Regions from separate parts of the Homo sapiens genome. Here regions 1 and 2 are each linked to region 3. The links are chromatin loops, found by intact Hi-C in ENCODE. Cell type or tissue: Caco-2. All regions are shown on one strand. Region 1 has its middle 17 kb from the start of TRPV6. Region 2 overlaps TRPV6 (transient receptor potential cation channel subfamily V member 6). Region 3 overlaps KEL (Kell metallo-endopeptidase (Kell blood group)).

Evidence for each region. Hi-C counts contacts between places; a loop is a spot of excess contacts. Peaks named below come from ENCODE experiments on the same cell type or tissue, not always from the same donor. Only the 100,000 strongest peaks of a DNase experiment are listed, where the experiment ranks them.
Region 1: a loop joins it to region 3, with 5 times the contacts of the local background. A loop is called at or near these places in 3 of 110 quality-filtered maps.
Region 2: it touches region 3 in a loop (4-fold over the local background); 9 of 110 quality-filtered maps call a loop at or near these places.

The regions. Positions count from the first base shown.
Region 1 is chr7:142,898,461-142,906,460 of GRCh38, reverse strand. No RefSeq gene overlaps it. Among named protein-coding and RNA genes, the nearest start is that of TRPV6, 17 kb to the right of the region's middle. RefSeq lists a silencer at 4,354-4,554. In Caco-2, no CTCF peak of the experiment used is centred here; DNase peaks (open chromatin) are centred at 4,890 and 7,380.
Region 2 is chr7:142,876,197-142,884,196 of GRCh38, reverse strand. TRPV6 (transient receptor potential cation channel subfamily V member 6) reads left to right here. Exons shown (of 15, transcript NM_018646.6): 2 at 6,171-6,268; 3 at 6,424-6,546; 4 at 6,918-7,055; 5 at 7,360-7,458; 6 at 7,614-7,789. Among named protein-coding and RNA genes, the nearest start is that of TRPV6, 5.5 kb to the left of the region's middle. RefSeq lists a silencer at 2,979-3,273. In Caco-2, a CTCF peak has its summit at 3,098 (motif pointing left); a DNase peak (open chromatin) is centred at 3,116.
Region 3 is chr7:142,953,031-142,961,030 of GRCh38, reverse strand. It overlaps KEL (Kell metallo-endopeptidase (Kell blood group)), which reads left to right. Exons shown (of 19, transcript NM_000420.3): 4 at 1-103; 5 at 2,603-2,727; 6 at 3,058-3,204; 7 at 6,504-6,566; 8 at 6,659-6,847; 9 at 7,075-7,223. Among named protein-coding and RNA genes, the nearest start is that of KEL, 5.3 kb to the left of the region's middle. RefSeq lists an enhancer at 2,538-3,253. In Caco-2, no CTCF peak of the experiment used is centred here; a DNase peak (open chromatin) is centred at 3,720.

The DNA of each region.
Region 1 (8,000 bases), 55 kb after region 3:
CCCATGGCTAGTCTTGAACTCCTGGTCTCAAGCAATCCACCTGCCTCGACCTCCCACAGTGCTGGGATTACAGCATGAGCCACTGCACTAGCCCTGTAATCTTTTTAATACTTGCTTAACTTGTCTATAAACTTATATGTCTTTTGATTTGAGCCCTTGGCCTGCCCCCAGGTATTGTCCTTTGTCCTGGCTTGTGCACCTGGTATGTAATTAAAATTGCTTACTGCCTAGGTTTTTCACTAAAATAAGAATTACTAAGAGTTAACATTATAAATTAATGAATGTAATTAAAACTACTAGGTACATACAATGTGTATTAAACAGGTAGGCTGTGTTTTTTTTTGGAGAACAAATGTTAAAATAAGTCATGGGAGTGTGGTTCTTTTTTAAGAGAAAGTGTTTTTTTCTAGTTTAGAGGATTTTAAGGACTGTTTCAAGTTAACAGAAACGACAAAACTGAAGGTTTAAGCAAGTCGTAGAAGGTTTGTGGAAGATTGATCTTGTAAAAGGAATTTTGTGTGTGATCAAGTTTGGCTAAAATTTTAAGGGGATTATTTAGATATTATACAAATTGAACATTCATATAAATAGCACATTGATGCAGGGTCAGAATCTGAGCACCTGTGTGAGGCAGGATTTTCTTGGAATATTGATGTGTTCTTTAACACAAATTTGTAAAGTTTATAAAAGCCTCATGGAAATCTTACCTTACAATCAAACTAATTAAAATTTGGTAGATTTGCTTATAAGATTCTATTAAAGCTTTAGAATTAACAATACAGTAATACAAAAATAAAATTTGGTTTTCTCTTTTAAATAAGATTTTTGTATAATATTAAGAGATAGTAAAAGATTTTCATTTGCCCTTTGAATAAACTGCCAAAAAAATTAAAGAAGAAGGAGAGGAGAGACAGATTCAGTTGGCTTCACACTGTCTCTATTAGGTCCTATTTTTTAGAAAACTGAGGTCTTCTTTATCAAGGAGTAAAGATTTCTGCTTTTTTTTAAAATTGGTGAGTTATCACTTTAGCTAAATGATTATAATGACCTGTAATCTCATTTTGCGATATCAAGTGCTTTAAACTTTTAATGTTGGACTAACTTTCCAAGATTAAATTCTAAATGCAGTCTTTTAACCTCAAACTGACTTTTAAATGTCCAACAGAGGCATATTTGGCTTATTTGATATGTTAAAATCATACAGGAGGCATTGCCAAGTATAAAATGGTGTGTAACTTTCTTTGAAATATATTTATATAAATGTGCTATTGTTATGTGTTCCAAAATTGTATAATATTCTTATAATTTTAATATGTCTTGGTATATGTGATCAGTAATAATTATAATTATGGTAAATTATTGTGTGCCACAGAAATAACCAGATTTCCTTGTCAATTATATCTTTGACTGTGGATATCTTTTGTCATTCACAATTATTATTTTACTTTGTTCCTTTTCAAAAAGTTGCTTATAATCAGTTATAGGACTCTGATGGTGTATTAGTTCATTCCCATGCTGCTATGAAGAGATACTTGAGACTGGGTAAATTATAAAGAAAAGTTTAATTGATTCACAGTTCTGCATGACTGGGGAAGCCTCAGGAAACTTAGAATCACTGGAGAATCACCTCTTCACAGGGTGCCAGGAGAGAGAATAAGTGCCAAGCAAAGTGGGTAGCCCCATATAAAACCATCTGTTGCCCATGCTAGAGTACAGTGGGCAACTCACTGAATGAGTGAGTTCTCATTAGAACTCACTAGCATGAGAACAACATGGGGGGAACTGCCCCCCATGATTCAATTACCTTTCACTGGGTCCCTCCCACCACATGTGGGGATTATGGGATTACAATTCAAGATGAGATTTGGGTGGGGACACAAAGCCAAACTGTATCAGATGGATACTTTTAAATGCAGGTTTCTGACAGCTTTGGAGATTGTGCCATTAAAATAGAGGAAAAAAATCTTCCAGGACACTCCTGGAGATCTGATGTATTCATGAGGATTGTTGACCCAATATCAAATAGAACAGAGGTTAATTGCATGAACTGAGCTAATAGAAGACTAAAATAATTTTTTGTGTGATCTTTTTGTCTGAAACATTGGTGATTCTTTTCATTTTTTGGGTTGTTTACAGCTTTTAACAATTGAGTAAAATATGCTCTTGTGAGCAAAATTTAAAGCATATTTCTTTCTCTCTACCTGATTTCTCCAGAATTTGAAAACTATTTTTGAGTATTCTTAATTTATAACAATATAGTTATTTGTATGAGCTCAATAAGAATCTGCTTTCTTTTGTAACAGGACACAATTGGAGACTATTATTTTACTAAAGCTTTGACTAGAATGAAATATTTTAAGCTATAAACAAAACAACAAACTGTTTTAAGGAATTGCCATTGACTTATAGAGCCAATAAAAGATCCTTAAAAAAACTGGCCTTGTACCTTGCCTACACAATTCTTTTACAGGGTTCCCAACCTGTGATAAGTAAAGAACGTTACTTTCTGGCAGGCCCGGGAACCCCAAGTTATCTTGGGATTAAGAAGAGAGGCATTCGCCCAGTTCATACAGATATCTGCAGGCACAAATAAATTCTTGACTGGGCTTGGGGCCTTTAAAAAGTCTAAACTAAGATTCCTTAAATAAAAAAGTTTCCAGCAAAGTCAATTTTAAAAAAGCCTAAATAGAAAATAATTATTCTTGCTGCACTTTATACAAAGAATCAGGTGAAGTATAATACAACTAAAGCTTTTCTACAAATAAATTAGTCCTACTATGATTTGTCTTTGATAAAAATGGAGGACTGAGATAAAAATTATGTTTTTTTTTTTTTTTAAAAAAACATATAAAACACCTCTTCTTAGACCCCACCTTATCAATTGTTTCTCAGTTTCATTCTTTGTTAAAATGCATTTGGACTGAATCCTAAGTCCTTTCCTGGCTACAAGTCTCCAAACTACTGTTCATTTTTTTTTTCCTTTTTCTTTCATTTTTTCCCTTTTTTTTCTCATTTGGAATCTAGAAATTAAAACTAGAAATTTTAATTTAAAATTAAATTAAAATTAAAACTGTGCTTTTCTTAAAGTTCTGCCAAGTGAAACTTGAAACTTAAACTTTGGGAAAAGTAACAGCAAATTATTTATATATATAAACCACTTTTGTGCCTGCCTACTCATTCATGGACTTCAGAGCAATATAGCCTAAATCAGTTTTCCAGGATTACTTTCCCCTTTTGTTGTCATGATCTTTCCTCCTTTTCTACTGGTTTTCTTTCTCTCTTCTTTCCCCTATTTTTCTCTGTGGAACATGAAACTTCACAACCTGCTAAGAATGATCCTTTCTAAAATGAGGGACCTAACCCTCTAGAAATAAACTGTCCTAGTGACAAGGGATCAGACCAAACCTGAGATCAGACACTCACTTTCTTCTACAATGCTTTCCCTGAAAGATTTGGAAGAACAGGGTGGGAGGATGTGAAAGGAAAATAACATCTTGGGACCTCAAACTCACTATGTGAAAGGGAAAAGTTAAGTTTGGAAACTGAGTCAAACTTTTGGAAGTTGCCTTTCTTCCAAAAAGTTTGGAAACTGCCTGTCTTTTTGTTCCTAAACAGATAGCCTCAAGACAGAAGGCCACATTAGCTCCCCAGATGGCCTCCTTCACCCTGACATTATAAATTAACAGTTTATCTTCACGGGTACAGGAGAAGAGAAGAATAGAAATCGTCCCTCCTCCTACCCTGGGATGAAGGCATATTTGACTTCTTCCTCTAATTTACTTTGTCTTATGTAAAGTGCAGATTTACTGAGCATGACACAAATACATAAATGACTGTTCCTCTGTCCCCTGCTTCTCACATGCAACATGTGGATTCAGTGAGCACTAATCAAAGCCTCAAAAGAATGTAACCACTTGTCTACTCTCCGCCACTTTTCTTTAACTTTTCTCCTTCCCCTCCTGGCCACTTAACCCCTTTAAATATTGAAGCCTTCAAAACCCACTTTGGAAAAAGTGCAGGCCTCAGATCTTACTGTGGCCTGTGTCTCTTTTTCCTGTGTCCTCAACCTTGCAAAATAAACCTGTAAATTGATCGAGACTTGTCTCAGACATCTTTTTCTCAGTTTACAACTTCCACTCCTGTGCAAAGCTAAACTCCCATCTGTGTTCTAGATCCATTCCTCACTCTGTCTTTTCACACCCTGTGTCCATCACTGTCTCCTCTGACCCCTCTCACGTGTGTATCTTCAACTTCTCCTTCTCTGGTAGCTCTGTCAGCAAATAAGCATGCTCTATTCTTTTGCATTTTCGAAGAAACTGCAAACTCCCTCCCTCAACCCCACCTCTTCTTTCAGCTACTCCCTGTTCAGGGCCAAACTTCTTAAGAGTAAATCCCATTGTCTACTGGCCTCCCACTGACACCTCAACCCATTGTGATTTGACCCTGCCTTCTCCGTGATACTGATACCTGTAGTTAAATCCACTGAACAGTCTTAGTTTTGCTTGAACACTCGGTAGCATTCAGATTACGGTTAATTGTGCGCCACTTCTCAACACGTCTTGTGCCACATATCGCAGCTGTCCTGGCTGCTTCTCCTCCACTGACCCCTTAAAGATTTTCAGTCCACAGGCTGTTTTCCTTACCACCTGGGTAGTCCTGCCTAATTCAATAGATTACCATGCACAAGCTCAGAATCCCTAGCTCCTTATCGTCACCTTAGATCTGTCTCCGGAGCTCCAGGCATGAACGGCTTGGACGCCTATTGATTGGACCGCTCTACCTGGATGTTTTACAAACACCTCAAACTCAACATGTCCCAAACTGAACAGCTTTTCTTCCTCACCAAACCTGCTCCTCCACCAGTGTTTCCAACCAAGTATGTGGTAGCACAACAAAGTTGCCTAAGCCAGGATCCTAGGCGTCCCATCCTCCACACCTCTATCTCAACTCTCATATCCAGTTGATCTCACGTCTTGTGGATAGTCTAGTCCCTAAATTTCTCCTTTGAAAAATAACTAATTTTGATTAGATAACACATCACAAGGTACAAAACCCAAACAGCACACAAGATATCTAGGAAAGTAAGCTCTCTTATCTCTGTCTCAGCCTCTTGCTTGTTATTCTCAGGGACATTCACTAATGAAAGTTTATTATTTATCCTTCCAAAAATACTCTAGACATTTCCAAGTATATGTATGTATATGTTTATCTTAAAATACATATAATAGCTTAGTAGATTAGAAAAGGAGTTGTTGCTTTTGTCACTTAGGATATTTTAAAGTGTCTCATTCTGCACATGATTTTACCATGATGTATTATTTTTATTCCTGGGTAGTGCTATATTCTCCTTCCCCCTGGCTTTCATAATTTCTGGACCTTTCTACCCCTCTGCCTCCATTTCCTCTTTCATTGCTGTGCCTTTTTTTTTTTTTTTTTTTTTGAGAAGGAGTCTTGCTCTGTCGCCCGGGCTGGAGTGCAGTGGCATGATCTCTGCTCACTGCAATCTCCACCTCCTGGGTTCATGCCATTCTCCTGCCTCAGCCTCCCCAGCAGCTGGGACTACAGGCGCCCGCCACCACGCCCGGCTAATTTTTTGTATTTTTCGTAGAGATGGGGTTTCACCGTGTTAGCCAGGATGGTCTCGATCTCCTGACCTCGTGATCCACCCGCCTCAGCCTCCCAAAGTGCTGGGATTACAGGTGTGAGCCACCTCGCCCGGCCCATCGCTGTAACTTTTATTCATCCTATTGGTCTCAGCTTAAAGATTATACATTTAGGGTGGGTGAATGTGCACATGTGTGGTAAGAGAGGGGGCTCCCTGACTCACTCCTAGACTAGGTTAGAGACTACCTGCTTTATGTTGCTAGACCACCTATATTTTCTTTTTATTACACACACTGGACTTTATTGCACTTGTTTGTTTAAATGACTATGAGCTCCACAAACGTAAAGATGATGTCCATCTTATTCACCCTTGTATTCCCAGTACCTGGCATAATTCCTAGTACAATGTATTGTGAAATGAATATTTATTAACTGAATCTATGAATGATTGACCTATTTTTATTCTGACTTTTCTTACTGGCCACACATATTTCCACTTTTTTTCTACCTGTCAAAGGTGGTAAAAAAAATAGCTGCCTTTTGAGTGAGGTTGTAGTAATTAAAGATGACCACATAATATGAGTGGAAACACTTTGGAAAGAATAAAAACCAATGCAAATGTGATTGCTAGAACATGTTTTTAGCCTAAATATACGTGTGTGTGAATATGTATTTGTGTGTGTGTCTGTGTGTGTATATATGAGACACAGAGAGAGAGAGTGAGAAGAAGGAGGAGGAAGAGGAAAAAGGTGGTGGAGGAGAAGGGGCAGGAGGGGGACTGACAGAGAAGAGAAGAAGGAAGAAGGGGAAAAAAGATGAAGAATAAGAGGAGGAGGAGGAAAAGGGGGCAAGAAGTCCTTCAGCAAAGCTCTGGGACAGCACTTACTGTCTGGTATGTGGTACCCTCTGTAAGAGGCATTAAGATAATCTGTGAGATTCCACATCTGCCCTCAGGAGCCCAAGTGAGAAGGGAAGAGAACACATACACACAGACATCAGCTCACTGCAGGGCAGATGTGGGAAGTGACCCGTGTGCTAAACGAGATGGCAAATGTCTCTTCCTGCCTGGCAGCTGCAAGGCTTCTATACAGGACTTCAGAGACAGGGACAGGGAGTAGAAGAAATATCCACTGCTCGTTCTGCCTCAGGAATTCTTCAGGTACCCACAAATGGTTACTATTCTTCCCCCTCTGTCTCCCCCATCCCTGATTATTTCAGAATATAGAATGCAAAAAAATATTCATGCTTCTGTATGTCTCATAGGCCAGAGGCTGGAAAGCAATGAGAAAATGTTGTTCTCAGCCGGGTGCAGTGGCTTATGCCTATAATCCCAGCACTTTGGGAGGCCAAGGTGGGCAGATCACCTGAGGTCGGGAGTTCAAGCCCAGCCTGACCAACATGGAGAAACCCCATCTCTACTAAAAATACAAAAACTAACCAGACATGGTGGCACATGCCTGCAATCCCAGCTACTCGGGAGGCTGAGGCAGAAGAATTGCTTGAACCCTGGAAGTGGAGGTTGCAGTGAGCCGAGATCGTGCCATTTCACTCCAGCCTGCACAACAAGAGCGAAACCCCATCTCAAAAAAAAAAAAAAAAAGAAAAGAAAAGAAAAAGAAAATGTTGTTCTCAGAGGCATCACTGGACTTTTAAAATGCCTCCCTCCCTCAGACGTTTGCAAAGTATGTTATTGACAAGGTGCTGGGTTCTGGTAAGAACAGCTGAGTTGCACCTGAGGAATGGCTGTGCCGGAAGCCTCAGGAATGGGGGCCAGAGGTCAGCATTCCTCCCCCTGTGTTGCATCTGAAGAAATGCAAGATAAGGTCTGGGCAGAGCTGAGGGAGGGGAAAAAAAGGAGGAGGGAGAGAGTAAGCCAAGGTAGGGCTGTCTTAGCAGGTCCTTAGAGCAGGATGGCATTGCATGGCAGGGCAGAGAAGAGACATTGGAGAGAGAGAGAGGGGCCAACAATGGCATCCAGAAGGCTGCTTGGCACACCTGAGATCACTCCAGGAAAAACTGAGAGAATGCCTTGACATGAGGTCAAGGATCATTTACCTCCTTGAGTCAAGCTCACTTGTTTCTTAAAGGTTAATGAGGAAAAGATGAGAAATGGGCATGGTGAGAAATACTTTAACCAGGTAATGCTGAGTGATGTCATGCAGACAGGGAGAAGTTGGTGAAGTGTGGCCCCCCTCTCTCTGCCCTGGGATGGCAGCCAGGTTGGAGCCACCTGGGGAAGGACTGGACACACCTTCTTCATTTTGCTTGCACCTCTTTGTTATCCCTGGGTTTGAGGAGGCGGCAATTAGGATCAATTGAGCCTGAGGGGGTAGGGGCTTGTGCAAGCCAGCTGCAGCATGGCAAGCCTGAGTGTGTGCCTCCACACTTACCTGTGC
Region 2 (8,000 bases), 77 kb after region 3:
GGAGCACATGTTTGGCTGATGACATCTTGGGGCAACAGAATGGCATTGTTGTTAGAGAGTAGGTCGTCCTCACTGGCTTCACTCATCCTCTTCCCACTCTTAGGACCCCAGGGCCAGGGGATCCAGGCACAGAGTGCAAAAAGGCCTGGGGGATTGGAAGGGGTGGTGGAGATTCCCTGTGTGCGATATCAGGGGAGAGCAGAGGGGAGGCCCTGCGCTGAGTGGCTGAGAATAGGCTGCTTCCGCATGTCCTGTCTGCCCTCACTTTTCCTCAGATCATATGGGGGCTGCCTCTGCAGACTTTGGCTAGAAAGGCTTGATGTCACCCTTGGGAGGGATCCCCCCTCCCTGCCCTGATCTCCTTACTGGCCTCCGCACTTTCTTGGCCTTCTTCTTGCTGGATATCAGGTGTCCAGAGCAATGACTCTTCTTTGGGTGGGCACTTCCCAGAAGGATGCTGAAATTGCCTGCAAGGGGAGTTTCCTAATCTGTGCCGTCAACCAAAGAGAAGGCATGGGGGCATTGAGATAAACATGGGATGACTAAGTAAATAGGAACAATATGGACAAGTGAGGGGTGAGCTAATGGAAGAAAGGAGCACACAATGATTGAGAACCCAGTGCTGTACTAGGTACTACCACCTGCCTTATCTCCGTCATCCCGGTAACAATAATGGAAGGTGGGTCCTGTTATCCCCCTATGAATGGGGCAGGCCCAGAACCCTAGAGCAAGTAAATGGTGAAGTTGAATTTGTTCCAAAGGGGACTCACAGGGAGAACTGTGGGGTGGGATTGCGTGGGATTCCATGCGGTACAGGATGGTCTAGTGAGAAAGGAAGGCTTTGAGTCTCTCCAGGATGATCGGGAACCCAAACTCCTCTTTTTACAGTGGACGTTTCTTGGTGCTTAGCACGCAGCCCGCTCTGCTTAAATCTACATTGCTGGGATCCAAGTCGAGCTCTCAACTTTCTCCCGTGTCCTCCAGGTCATCTCCCCCTTGGGCTTGGGTTTTCTCACTTCCTGATATTTAATGCATTACACATTTATTGAACATAAGGCACTCCACCTTTCTGCAGAAAATGAATATGACACTGTTCCTGCTCTCAGGGAGTTCTCATTCCTATGACCAAAGTTTACTGAAGGCACATACGGGGCTAAAGATGGGCTTAGTAGACATCACTAGAAGGGTGTAAATGAGTGTTCTGGAAGCATAGAGGGGGAAGTGTGAGATCTGATTTCGGCTGCTGTGGGGTGTCCTGGGCAGCTTCATAGAGGCTGCTTAACCTGAACCCCACTCCAGCCCATGTGCTGGCACTTTGTCATCTAAGGAGCAATTTGGAGGGAAGGTGATGCTTGTTGGAGCTTTTTTTAGGGTTAAATACCTGTATGAAATGTGTGAATTGAGTGTCTGAAAAGTCATCCCTGGGTTTCTCTGGTATATTGTGCACGCTTGCCTTGGTAAATACTTACACACATGCCTACTTGTAAATGCGCAAATAGACATGTGCACAAAAGGAGCTGTGGCACTTAGGATGGCAGCCGATTCCAAATCTCTAAACAACCACTTTGGCTTTCTCATCCCCATTGCCAGGAACATGAGCTGGAGGGAGGTGGCCCACAAGTGCCCAATGTATGCCTCCGCCCCACACATTACCGCTCTTTCCTTCATCTGTGGTCACTGCTCAGGCTTGCCCCCCAACCTCCAAGAAAAATCAGGAGGAGCCATAAAACTAGAAGAACCACATAATTTAGTGGTCAGAGCCTGGGGCTGGATTCTTGGCCAAGCATCCTGCCTTTAACTCCGTGTGATCTTCTGGCAATGATTTGGTTATGCCGCTTCAGTTTCCTTTTCTGAAGCATGGGAGAACTATTCAGCTGGTGTTAGAAGGTTGTAAAGAGCAAAAGTGATAATGAGTGAGATGCTGCGGGAATGAGAGGGGCCATGAACTTCCCCTGCACAGCACTGTATCCACCCAGGAATGCAAGAAGCCACGCACTCCGAGCAACCCTGTTATGTACCAGCCCCAGCCCTGCCCAGAGGGTACACTCACTGGTGGGAAAGGTATTTGTGGAGAGACCAGTGGGACCCATGCCTGTCTTCTCTAACTCCTCTTCCAGCCCTGATTAAAACTGAGAATCGTGACCAAGAAATGACCAGTGGGGCATGCGTCGTGGCTCTGTCTCTGACTTGCTTCCTCCATCTGTTTCATGAGCAGATTTGACTCAGTTTCTGAGGGGCTTTCTAGCTCTAAAAATCTTATTTGAACTTTTCTCAAGAGTCTTGTGATCCTGCCTTGTTTCTCAGCACCTAAAAACCAAATTGGACCCATGCACACAGTGCACACATCTACAAGGATGGAGGAGCAGATGAGGGTGTGGGGCGGAGGAGACGGAGAGAGGAAGTCAGGAATCCTTCCCTGGTGGCCCAGAGGCAGCCCTGAGAAGGAGGTCATTGATCTGTTTGCTCAAGAAATAATGTGCTAGATTTTGTGCCAGGAACCCCTTAGTTGGGTTTTCACCAGGCTAATGTTGAACTAGACCGTTCAATTTTATTATAATTAATTGCCTAGTAAAAGAAAACATTCTAGAACCTGAAAATACCTTTCATATTGTTACAGTTTCAGATTTGCTCTATAATCTCTTTTGACTACTTCATCAGTGGGAGCTTAAAAGGCTTCATCTGACTTTTTTTTGTTTCTCCCTTAGTTGAGTATTTAGTGATCCATAAGAAAACATTTTTATGTATAGGATATTTCTGATTCCTTTTCGAGTGAAGAATCCTCATTCTAAAACGGATTATGAATCATTGTACCTCTGAATCAGGGGTTCTCCACCTTGGACTATTGACATTTTGGACAGGATAATTCTTTGCAGTGAGGGCTGTCATGTGCAGGGTGCTTAGCCGTGTCCCTGCCTTTGACCCCCGTGTTGTGATCTAAACTCCTGTGATAAGTTGCTATTGAAAAATCTATTTGTCCCCCAAGCACAGGAATCTTTGAGTAGGTCAGCTCTGTGCACCTCCTTCAGGGACCCAAGGAGAGTCAGGTGTTTTGGGGTCAGCCTTACTCCCAAGCAGGTGAGCTAGGGCTTTCTGTGCTGTCCCCTTGTGGGCATATGAGGTTATTGCAAGTAATGGCTGGGCCGGATACCTTCAAAACCCGTCCACAGGCTGGGCCCCCCTTTTTGCTGGAGTCTGGAGTTCACAGTCGGAGGAGGCTAGTTCTCTACAAACCTTGCTGGGTTGGGTCATAAGCTGGCTCTTCACGCAGGGTGTGGTCTGGCTAGGTTGCCAGATAAAATGCAGGACACTCAGTTCAATTTAAATTTGAGATAACGAATAGGCTGCTAGTATAAGTGTATCCCCAATATTGCACGTGACATACTTATACTAAAAAAAAATTGTGCATCTGACATTCAAATCTAACTGAGCATCCTGTATTTTTATTTGGTAACTCTAGCAACTCTGGGTCTGACAGTAGCTTTTTGTTTTCCCCAGGCCACTAGAGTGTCAGAATTCATAGGGAATGGAGGTTTATGGGGGACACTTTCAGCTTCAGAGACGTGTAGGGACCAAAGGGGAATCTTTGAGCCTGCCACTGACTATACCACCACTAACATCTAGGATACAGCGAGTAGAACTCTGGACTTGGAAAAGGTGCTCTCTCGGACCCATTTCTAGATTTGCCATCAATCTTTCACACATTTGGTCAAAATGGGACACAAACGTGGAAGCATATTGGAGGAGGGCAGGGAAGAGTTAGTGGCTGGTCTCTTCCCTCGAGTACCCTTAGCATAGAGGAAGGGACACAGATACATAGCAATTACAGCACCCAGTGAAAGATGCTGAAATAAAAGTAAGGCCACAGGAGAGAGTGAAGAACTTCTGAGTGTCTGTGTGTGTGTATGTGGTGCTAGCGATTGTTTTCCCCTCAGTCTAGGGTATCTAGAGAGGAGGGCTTTGTGCAAATGGTTGATGTGGTGGTGGTGATGGAGGGAATGTGGAAAACTTGTTTTGAAGCTGTGTTTGCATACCAAGTGTACTATTTTTCACTTATATGCTTGCTGAAAGTTGGCTTAGCGGGCAGCTGATGAAAATAATAATAACAGTTAATTCAAACCACCTTTTGGCATTGCTGCTGATTCATTCACTCTACAGATGGTGTCAGTGAGCATCTACACCATCCTAGGTGTATTTCTAGGCATAGGCAGTGCAGAAGACACAATGAACAATTGGCGGGCTGGGGGAGTTGGATTCTAGAAGGAAAGAGCTTCATGGGCACAGACATAGGGAGAATGGTGTGCTCTGCAGTGCTGAGACAGGATGAGACCAAAATGCCAGGTCTAAGGAGTGGGTGGGACGTGCAGAGGGTGGAAAAGTAGTTGCACAAAGACCTTAAAGAGCTTCTGTGTTCCTTATCCTTAGCATTTTGCTAATCTGGGCTAGAGAATGAAGACTTGAATTAATGAGGGTTAGCAGGAGCAAGGAGGTAGGGACTGAATGAAGAGAGAGCTTTCCATGCTGAACTGACAGGACCTGGTGGCAGCTGCTGTGCATGGGGGCAAGGCAGAGGAGATGAGTGAGCTGATGTCTCCTCTCTGATTGCCCTCCCACCTCCAGCTCTGGAGTCAATTTCTTGCCACTGCCAGCGCTTTAGAATGTGAGCTCCTGTCTATGTCTTTTTGTATGTCACATAATTGTCAAACTATGGATAAATAGAGTTATTTCATTTACTCCCATAGAAAGACCAAATGGCTCCAGGCCAAGAGAAAATTGAATCAAAGGGACCCATGTGTCTTAGTTGGGGTAAGTTCTAATTTTAAAAGAGATTTTTAGCACACAGTAGGTATAAGAATAAAGAGATGATCTGGGGATTCAGAGAAGATAATTTTGCCTAAAACAAGCGAGAAGTGGATAATAAGGAGAGACTAATCTGACTCAGCAAAATAAACGGATCCATGAATCCCAAATTGGGTAAATCCAGGAAGGGTCCGAAGACAGAATGGGAACATTCAGATGCACATGAAATTCGATGAATGAATCCTCTAGATTGGATTCTCTTTTTTCTCTGCATCTGTCATTGTTGGCCATAGTTTGTGTCTTAGGGGCCAATAGCCGAAACAAAGTAGTATCTAAAGCCCTCTAGACAGCTGGTCTGAAAATGATGGAGAACACTGTTTCGCAAACTTTAATGTGAGCTGTTTGGAAACTGAGACCCCTGAGCTTGTCTCTGATTTATCGCCACCGGTTTTTGCATGCAAGGACCACTTAAGCAATGCTTCTCCAACTTTCATATGCCCAGGAATCAGCTGGAAATCTTCTTAAACTGCAGATTTGGATTCACTAGGTGGAAGGGTCCGCCAGAGCATTTCCATTTCTTATAAGGGCTCATGTGCTGCTGCTGATCCAGGGGTCCACTTTAAGAAGGAAGGCTGTTGAGATGATGTGAGAAGAAAGACGAGAGGCAGAAAGGAAGAGACAGAGATAATGAATGAATGAATGAATGAATGAATGAATGAACACCTATGAGGAAGGAAGGCCTGGAGCCAGGCTTGTTCTTATGGTCCACTGTTCTTTTGTGTTAAGCCCTGAAGATGCTATTGTTGGGAGGGAAGCGCCAGGATCAAAGGGTTCTGCTGAGAAGGTTGAGTAGGCAGAGGATGGTGCAACAGGAGAAATCCTGCTAGCCTGTGCATATGACTCCCTCCACAAATATGAGACAGGAATTCCTTGCACCCCTCGGTCCATGCAAAACAAGGCTTATCCTGGAGGGCAATCTCAGGGCACCTGGTGAGGGTCAAACAGGACCACTCCAGGGGTAAACTGGTTAGCAGGTAAGCACATGTCTACATAGAACTCCTCCCCTCCGTACCTGAAATGCACTGATAATACATTCACACATGATACATTCTGGTCCCAGGACCCGGTAGGGGGGAAGGAAACCAGTCACGGACAATCTCAAAACGCATGCTAAATGGGCAAAAAGTTGATTGTATTTACTGACTGTAAAGAGAAAAGACATCAATGGCCCCACCTGCCTTGATTGAAGACCCTGAGGTTCCTGCTGCTGAGGCACACACATCTGTGTATAATAATGGAGTCAAGCCAGGGCCTCTCCCTCCACAACTAGGTATGCTCACTGTTTCCAGCTTTCCTATTCCATCCCTTCATAGGATCTGGGAGTCTCCTCTCCTTCTAGCTGCCAAAGATAATGATGTCCAGGCCCTGAACAAGTTGCTCAAGTATGAGGATTGCAAGGTGCACCAGAGAGGTAAGAAGCACAAATGCAGCATGATCTCCTAGGTGAGCCCCACACATGGGGCCTCCCAGGAGTGCCCAGGACCTCGTGCTGTTGGCCTCTGAATCTATCGTCTCCAATCCGCTGTCCCACAGAAGCCATATAACCCACCTCTCTGTAAATGCCAGGAGCCATGGGGGAAACAGCGCTACACATAGCAGCCCTCTATGACAACCTGGAGGCCGCCATGGTGCTGATGGAGGCTGCCCCGGAGCTGGTCTTTGAGCCCATGACATCTGAGCTCTATGAGGGTGAGGGCCCACGGGTCTGGGGTGAAGAGCAGGAGTGACTGGTTGGGTATTTCAAGTCAGTCTCTGTGATGGATAATTTGGGAAAGACACAGGGGATCTGAGCCTCCTACTCTTTTTTTCTCTTCTCTGTCTCCCTTCCGTGTCAGTCCTGACTGCCCATCACTAGAACGCCTGCCCCCTGAAATGCCAGGGGCCTAGAGAAGAGGAAGAGATGGGCAGCAGCTGGATCCCCTGGGAATCCTGAACACCCGAGAGCTCCCTGTTCTCCATCCCAGGCTACCCCTGAGGGAAAGAGACTGGGGTGCATATGGGAGGGACCCCCTGCAGGATCCTGGGGACAGACCCGTGACTGACAGCTGTCTCTGGGCCAGGTCAGACTGCACTGCACATCGCTGTTGTGAACCAGAACATGAACCTGGTGCGAGCCCTGCTTGCCCGCAGGGCCAGTGTCTCTGCCAGAGCCACAGGCACTGCCTTCCGCCGTAGTCCCTGCAACCTCATCTACTTTGGTGAGAGCAGGGCTGGGCTTGGAGGACGGGCAGTTGGAAAGGTGGGCAAGGCAGGGCAGGGCCAGGCAGAGGAGGATCCTGTCTTCAGCCGTATCTGTTGGGCAGCTGGGAGGAGCAATCCTTCTAGGGCTTAATTAGACTAGAGGCCAATTTACCCCACGACCCTTCCTCTGGTTCTGCAGGAAAAGTGTCCTCAAGCCCTGAGCTGAGATGTGGGGGAAGATAAGGCTGTCACTTGGGGGAGACTGTCCACCCCATCCTGCCATCCTGCACTCTCCTACCATAGATCTCTCTGTGTCCACAGGGGAGCACCCTTTGTCCTTTGCTGCCTGTGTGAACAGTGAGGAGATCGTGCGGCTGCTCATTGAGCATGGAGCTGACATCCGGGCCCAGGACTCCCTGGGTAAGAGCTGAGATGGGGAGGGGAGCTGGGATGCTGCAGGGAGTGAGGGACAGGGTGAGGAGAGGGGCTGGGACCTTCAGGAAGACCTCAGGGTGGGGATGGGGACATCAGGGACTTTAGGCCAGTGGCCACATGATACCCTGTGTCCTCCCCAGGAAACACAGTGTTACACATCCTCATCCTCCAGCCCAACAAAACCTTTGCCTGCCAGATGTACAACCTGTTGCTGTCCTACGACAGACATGGGGACCACCTGCAGCCCCTGGACCTCGTGCCCAATCACCAGGGTCTCACCCCTTTCAAGCTGGCTGGAGTGGAGGGTAACACTGTGGTGAGAGACGGTCCCCATCCCTGAGGTGTCTTTCTAATGACCCTCAACCTATCCCGCTGGCCCTGGGAGAAACAGAGGTGAACGCGATCCCTGATGCTTAGATCCCATTCTCAACTCAGAAATTTTTCAACCCCTCCCACTGTGGTTACCTGTTCCCTTTCTTGCCCACTCCTTTTCCCCTGAGGCATTGGGGGTTACAGAGTCTAGATCC
Region 3 (8,000 bases):
TGCACCGACTTCTTCAGCTTTGCCTGTGGAAGGGCCAAAGAGACCAATAATTCTTTTCAGGAGCTTGCCACAAAGAACAAAAACCGACTTCGGAGAATACTGGGTGAGGAAAGCAGGGTGGAAGATGCTCTGTGCAAGTGGGTGACTCTGTGCCTAAAATGACCATGACTGCTCCAAACCCTGTGTAGTTGTGGAACAACTGATTTGCACCATCCCAGGTGGGATTATACGGGTGGATGATTGGAGATGATGGGGGAGTAAAAGAGGCAGGATGGCGGGAGCTGCCTGGGTTTGCTCATCTCTCACTGTTTCCTGTTGCCTTGCCTTGGGTACCCTTCTTCCGTTTCTCTTGGTCCCTTTCTGCATTTTTTTCTTTATCTAATTTCCATCTTCTTTGCTTCTCCATGTATCCATAATTACTCCATTCTCTCCAACTTGTCCCTTTTAGCAAGCTCCATCTTTGTTGCTTCCTCCAAATGTTCAGTTTCTATCCTATGCATGGTGTTTTCCTCCACAAGCATCTCTTCAGCATCTCCTGCATTTCAATTCTTTTGTCCATCACTCTCATTCTCTAACCTCCAAAACCTCAGTCTCCCAATGACTCCTTGTCAACATTACCCTCTCCCTCTCACCATGCCGGAGCTCCCCTCTCTCACAATGATCTCTTGCTTCTTGCTTCTCCATTGAAACCTTGAACCATGGCAAGCAAGTTGACCTGGAACAAGTGGGATGTTAGAGATGGATGATTGGAGATGATGGATGATGGTGGAATGAAAGGGGTAGGATGGTGGGGTGAGAAGTGAGAGAGGGCTTCATCACTGTGCATAAGAGAAAAAGTGGGTAAGTACAAAGGATATGCTGGAAGAAGAGGAGAGCTGAGTTAATTGGCAGTGGAAGTAAAGTTCCTGCAGATGGAGGCTGGAGAGGAAAACTGCCAGGACTGAGAGGAAAACCAGAAGGATGAGCTGAAACTGAGTAGGAGGTTGGAAGTGCGTCCCAGGAAGTTGGTGGATGGTGGTGAGGATTTGGGAATAAGAACATATAAGATAGACATGCATTTCCAGTGCAAGGGAACCTAAAGAATGTGTTGACACTATCAATTAGAATCTGGGAAAAGTAAATGCACCCCTCTGCCCTCTTTTTTTGATGGGGAAAGAGTGGGAGGGGGCCTCTCTTTGGGTAAATGGATACTTTCAGGGAAGGCACAGAGATAAAAAGAAAAAATATGCTCAGGATAAATTATATTGCCTACAATGGGATGAATAGATATCAGGGGGACTGAGGGTGAAAAGAGTGTTAGATATTAGAGGGTGGATGATTCAGAGAGACTTGCATTTGATTATTGTAGTGTGTTTGTTTCCTGGGATCAATGGATGAGGAGTCTGGACTAGAAGAGTCTTCCCCTGTTTCTTCTCTTTGCTAAACCTTTCCTTATGAGTTTTCTTCTCTCCAAATCCTTAAAGTTCTCTAGTTCCCTGAATTTGTCTAATTTCTTCAATCATTTCTTTTGTCTTTCATTTCTCTCTTTTCTCCTTTGCCCATATCCCACTTATTGCTACCTTTCTCCTTTCTTCCCTGTCTTTTCCTTCTTGGTTTCTTCCCCACATTTCTTTTATTTTCCATATTGTCTTCTTCTCCTCATTCTCTTTCCCTGCTTTCATCATTTCATCAAGTTGATCCATTCCAAATTGGGCAGTCCTCTCATCTTTCTTATTTTCCTCATCTCTATTCCTCCCCCTCCTTCCATATTCTGTGGGAGTCTTTCTTTCCTGTAAGCTCCCTGTCTCCCACCCTCCCTCTTTGCCTCTATACCAGTTGCCACTCCTTTAATTCTCCTGCCGACAAAAAGAGTCAAACTCTGTAAAATATTTGAAAAGATTTATTTTGAGCCAAATATGAGTGACCATGGCCCATGATACAGTCCTCAGGAGATCCTGAGAACATGTGCCCAAGGTGGCTGGGGCACAGCTTGGTTTTATACATTTTAGAGAGTCATGAGACATCAATCAAATACATTTAAGAAATACATTGGTTTGGTCCAGAAAGGTGGAACAACTCAAAGGGGTGGGGGTGGCTTCCAGGGTACAGGTGAATTTAAACATTTCCGGATTGACAGTTGCTTGAGTTTGTCTAAAGATCTGGGATAGATAGAAAGGGAATGTTCAGGGTAAGATAAAGATTGCGGAGACCGAAGTTCTTTTGAAGTCTTATAGTGGCTGCCCTTAGAGACAATAGGTGACAAATGTTTCCTATTCAGATCTTAGTTAATCAAAAGATCTAGCTATGTTAATGAGATATGTTAATAGCTAATAGAGATGCTTTACAGATGCAAATTTTCCTCCACAAAGAACAGCTTTGCAGGGCCATTTCAAAATGTGGCAAAGAAACATGTTTTGGGGTAAAATATTTTTGTTTTCTTCTTTGTCTCGTAATGTTATGCCAGAATCAGGTTAGAAAGTAAATCATGTTACATGGGTTAAATAAAACCCATCTGATGAGAACTTATGATATAGGGCATGACTCCCCAGACCCCTTTGATAGGAATTTGGGGCAAGATAAAAAAAATCAGAGTTTAGTCCTCACTCCCATGCTTCCTTTCTAGAGGTCCAGAATTCCTGGCACCCAGGCTCTGGGGAGGAGAAAGCCTTCCAGTTCTACAACTCCTGCATGGATACACTTGCCATTGAAGCTGCAGGGACTGGTCCCCTCAGACAAGTTATTGAGGAGGTGAGAAAAGTTGGGATATTAACTTTTCTGGATACATAACATATGGGACCAATGCATGCTTAGGGCTGCCATTTTTTTTTCTAGAGGGTGGGTCTTCTTCCTAGGGCCCCCCAATTTCTAGGAGGGAGATGGAGATGGAAATGGTTATGCCCTATGAAAGTATCAGGACCTTGGGAGAAGGCAGATAAAAAAGGATAGATGTGGCTTCCTAGAGGAATCGAAGGGCGCAGGGCAGAGGTCAGGCAGTAGCAGCTGTGTAAGAGCCGATCCAGACAATGGGGGATGGGCTCCACGGATCCTTATGCTCAGCCCCCTCTCTCTCCTTTAAAGCTTGGAGGCTGGCGCATCTCTGGTAAATGGACTTCCTTAAACTTTAACCGAACGCTGAGACTTCTGATGAGTCAGTATGGCCATTTCCCTTTCTTCAGAGCCTACCTAGGACCTCATCCTGCCTCTCCACACACACCAGTCATCCAGGTGAGGGATGCACTGGCGAAGACACAGTTGGACCTGGCCTGCCTCCAACTCTAGCCAATCATCCCTTAGAGGAAGGTTGCAGGTTGGGAAGAGAGGACACCTGTGTGATATAGGAAACAACCCTACCTTAAGGGAAAATTATTGATGTGAAAGTCAGGGACATTAGCTGGGGGTGGGAAATGGAGCAGCAGAGCCAGTGCTGGGAAGACAGAAGTAGGCCTGGTCTTTCTTACTGTTAATCTGGATTAGTCTCAGAGCCCCTTAACCAGTCCTCCTATCTCTAGGATTGCCCTCATTTTATTTACTCTTTATTTTTACTAGAGGGAACTTTTCTAAACCAAGGGCTAACTAACTATGCTACTGTCTGTATTTAAATGCTTGTCAGTGACCCAGTGGCTTGCCAGGTCATCAGAATCTAGTCCCTAATCTTTAGTAAAGCTTTGCAAGCACCTTGTGATCTGACCCCTACACACTTCTCCAGCCTTATCTCCCGTACATTCCTTCTCTCCCTTACCCCCAAGCCATGCTGACTCACTGCTGCTTCCAGGAATATTCCTCAGTTCTTTGCCTATGCTGCTCCCTGTGCCTGCAACCATCCCCCACACTGAACCTGGAAAACTTACATGTTTTTCAAATGTTGGCTTTATTATCTCTTCCAGGAAGTCTTCACCGACACCCTAGTTATGAGTTAGGTGAAGCCCTGCTCTCCCTACTTTCGTTTCCTCATGCTCTCAGCATTTATCACTCTGTGTTGAAGATTGTGAGCCTCTTTAGAACAGGACCATGCTTTATTCACCTTTGTTTCTCAGGACCTATCACAGGGCCAGGCAGCTAGAAGTTTTGCCAGGTATTTGTAGTGAGTGAGTAACTAAATAAAAACACTGGAGCTATCACTCTTGTGGTTAAACAATGTAATGCTATCTGCATATTTGGGCCCTACTGTCAAAAGAGCCACAAAATTACCAAAGGATAAGTACAAAAGAAGAATTGATTATCATTATGAGGTGTTCTAAAATTTAGTTTTAAACAGTCTGCTCAGGAGTTTAACTGATGTGGCCTTTAGGGGCCGGTTAAGATCTGGTTAAGGAGAGGCTCAGAGAGGAGAGAATGAGAGAAGGTGAGCTAAGCCAGCCTTGAAACATGGTTAATTCACACAAGTGGAGGTGAAGCTATGGGGCGTTGGAAATGCTGAGCCAGGGGGAGGACCTGGAATGGTGTGATTCCTTCGTGGAGTCAGTGAGGAGGCTGATCTATTTAATTGAGGATTTGGGAGGCAAGGTGGGGTGCAGTGGGAGGTAAAAGTGAGACTGAAGACATAAGGTTGAGCCTGATTATTTCTAAGAAGCCAGGCGAAGGTGAAACATTTGACATAATAGAAAAAAAAAAAAGAGCTACTGAGGCCATCCAACTCTTATGACAATTGTGCATAGAGCAAGTATTTTGATGGTTGTGCGTAGAGTCAGCAGTTTTGAAGGTCAGTCTGGGGGTGTTGAGGAAACTAAATGAGCATTTTTGAGGCCCTGAGATAGAGGTAGAAATGGAAAGGAAGAGCCAGGCACAAGGATTTAGGCAACTTCACCCTAGTGATGATAGTTCATGCTGTTTCTAGAGGATTTGGTGACTGATTGGATATAAAGAAAGAAAGTGGGGGATTACACAGTGATCCCATTGTTTTGATTTAGTGTGAGTGGGAGGAGGGTGATTATCATCAGTGTGAGCCTGGATAGTCTCTTGGGTTAAAAGCAGGTAGGAAGAATGGACTACAGAAAGAGAAGTCCAAAGACTGAGGGCAGAAGGGAGCCAGGGAAGAGAGAGTACTATTGGAGAGATGGGAGCTAGACCAGTATGGTGGGCCACAAAGGAAAGAAAAGGAGCTTCAGGAAGGAGGGGTCAGCTCAGAGAAGAAGGAATGAGAAGACACCCTTGGATACCTAGAGATACTTTCCAAACAGTTATGGCAGTGGACACAGACTGCACAGAGCTTAGGAGGAAGATAAGAAAGTGGAAACAATGGGCATAGATGCTTTTTTGTTCTTTGAACTGTGGACATACAATGTAGCAAAAGGGTCAAGTGAAAGTTTTTTTCGAGACAGAAGGAAAAGTATATGGCTCAAGATAAGAGTGGGATATTGAAATTGGAGAAGAAAAGGGAAAGAGTAGAAGCAAAGATCTTCAGAATAGAAACAAGGGTTCATCAGGGCCAGACTAAGGTGAAATATACATGGTGCTTACCTGGGGTGCTAATTTAAGAAGGTCCCCAAAACTCAGTATCATGATAAATAGTATTTTATTAAATATTCCTAAAAAATCAAAATCAATGCAACAATACATGATGGAACAAAATATCAAACTTTTCTTCATTATGAATTTTTTTGAAAAAAGATTATGCTTTTTTTCCCAAAAAATGGGACAAAATTCTGTGTGAATCTTTTTGAAAATACTAATTTTTTTATTCAAAATGAATCAAAAATACATTGAGGACTTTTCTTGAACACATCATGATTCTTTTCAAAATTGACTAAAAGTATGTTTTTTTGGGGAAAAAAAGTCCATGATAAGCAAAGTTTTGAGATTTTATTTATCATACATTTTTGGTAGTAATTTTGATTTTTTAAAATGTTAATTATTTATCTTGATTACTGAGTTTTTTTAAAAAAGAGTTTATTTGAGCAAAGACTGATTTATGAATTGGGCAGCATCCTGAAGCAGTAGAGGTTCAGAGAGCTCCACCCAACAATGCAGGCAGGCAGTATTTACAGAAAGAGGAAGTGACACCCAGAAACAGCTTGATTGGTTACAGCTTAGCAATTGTCTTTAATGGGCATGGTCTGATCACTTGACAGCCTGTGGTTGCCTGAAGATCAGCTGGTATGGCTGGCTGAGATGGAGCTACCTGTTGCAAGAATATACTCCTAAGTTAGGTTGCAGTTTGATTACTGAGTTTTTGGTACCTCTTAGATTTTGTACCTGGGACAGGTTCCTCACCTCACTCACCCTGGCCCTGTTCCTGAGACAAGGAATAGCTCCTTTTAAGATGCTGATTATCATGCTTCTGCCTTGCTGGGCACACCCACACTGGTTGTAATACTCACCATCTCTTCCCATTTTCACATCTGGACTCTTCTTCTCATGCCCCTCAACCCTTAATCCCTCCCTTTCTTTGTACTCTTGCTTCTCTTCTGTCCAATCTTTGTGTCCATCTCCCAAGGCCATCTCCCATGGTATATTCCCCACCTCCCCACACCTGCCCTCTCCATCCGCCATGCTCCCTGCTTCTCTCCAGTCTCTCTTGTGCCCAGATAGACCAGCCAGAGTTTGATGTTCCCCTCAAGCAAGATCAAGAACAGAAGATCTATGCCCAGGTAAGATGGCACATGGACAAAGGCCCTGCCCTCTGAGGCCAGGAGAAAAGCAGGGACCTCTGGCACCTGTGACTGACATTTCCTTCCTCCAGATCTTTCGGGAATACCTGACTTACCTGAATCAGCTGGGAACCTTGCTGGGAGGAGACCCAAGCAAGGTGCAAGAACACTCTTCCTTGTCAATCTCCATCACTTCACGGCTGTTCCAGTTTCTGAGGCCCCTGGAGCAGCGGCGGGCACAGGGCAAGCTCTTCCAGATGGTCACTATCGACCAGCTCAAGGTGCCTGGAACTGGGGGCCAGAAGACTGTGGGCATGGGGATCTTCCTCTCAAACATTACCTCCTTTCCTTCTTCCTCCTAGTGCCCTTAATACCTTTTCATTCTGTCTCTGACTCCATCCCCTCCCCCAGTTAGCCTGTTCTCTTCTTTTTCTCACACCCAAGGGGAAGCCCTTTCCCCTTCCTTCTCTTTTCCTTTTCCCCCTCAGCTTTGTGTCCCTCCTCTAAGGAAATGGCCCCCGCCATCGACTGGTTGTCCTGCTTGCAAGCGACATTCACACCGATGTCCCTGAGCCCTTCTCAGTCCCTCGTGGTCCATGACGTGGAATATTTGAAAAACATGTCACAACTGGTGGAGGAGATGCTGCTAAAGCAGAGGTTCGCCGCAGGTGGGATTGGGGAGATCATGGAAATGGAGGAGAGCCTGAGCACCGTAGATCTTGGGGGCAAAGGAAACCTTGGGGAAGGCAGGCTGGTAAGGGCCTCCCAGGAGGATAAGAGGAACCTGCCACCTGTGCGGGCAGAGAAGCGTGGGGTGGGTGGCACAGAGAGGATGGAGGGATCAAGAAGGATGTGTCTTGGGAGCACGAGTAAGGGAGGATACACACGACATGAGGAACGCAGGGTCAGCCAAGACACGGGGTTTCCTGAGAGTAGAACACCAGCCAGTCAAGAGCCTCTGAGCTGTAGAAGATGCTGGAAGACCCAGACACAGAAGACAGTTAAGTGTATGTATGTCTTTTTAGCAGCTGAGGACTGTGGGCAGGAGGAGGAGGCACATGAGATGAGGAGATGAACATGGTGAAGGCTGGGGATGCTTAGGGGAAGAAAGGAAGAGGAGGGGCCATTCCTCAGGTGTGGTGTGAAGATGCTGGAGCTCTTATGGGAAACAATGTCTAAGAGCATTTCTGCTGGTGTCAGGAAATCAAGGGGGTGTTGGGGTTGGGGACATGAAAGAGTGGCTCTTTGTTGGGCTCTCTGCCTCCCCTGATACCTGGGTGGCTACCACCTGAAAGCAGTGGCTTTCTTCCAGGGGCTTGGACCTAAGGGCCTTCTTCATGGTGGCAGCAGCATCTGGAAATCCTTTTTGAGGGAGGTAGCTGCCCATTCACATGGCAGTGAGCAGGCTTACATAAGGGTGCAATGCAGCCCTGG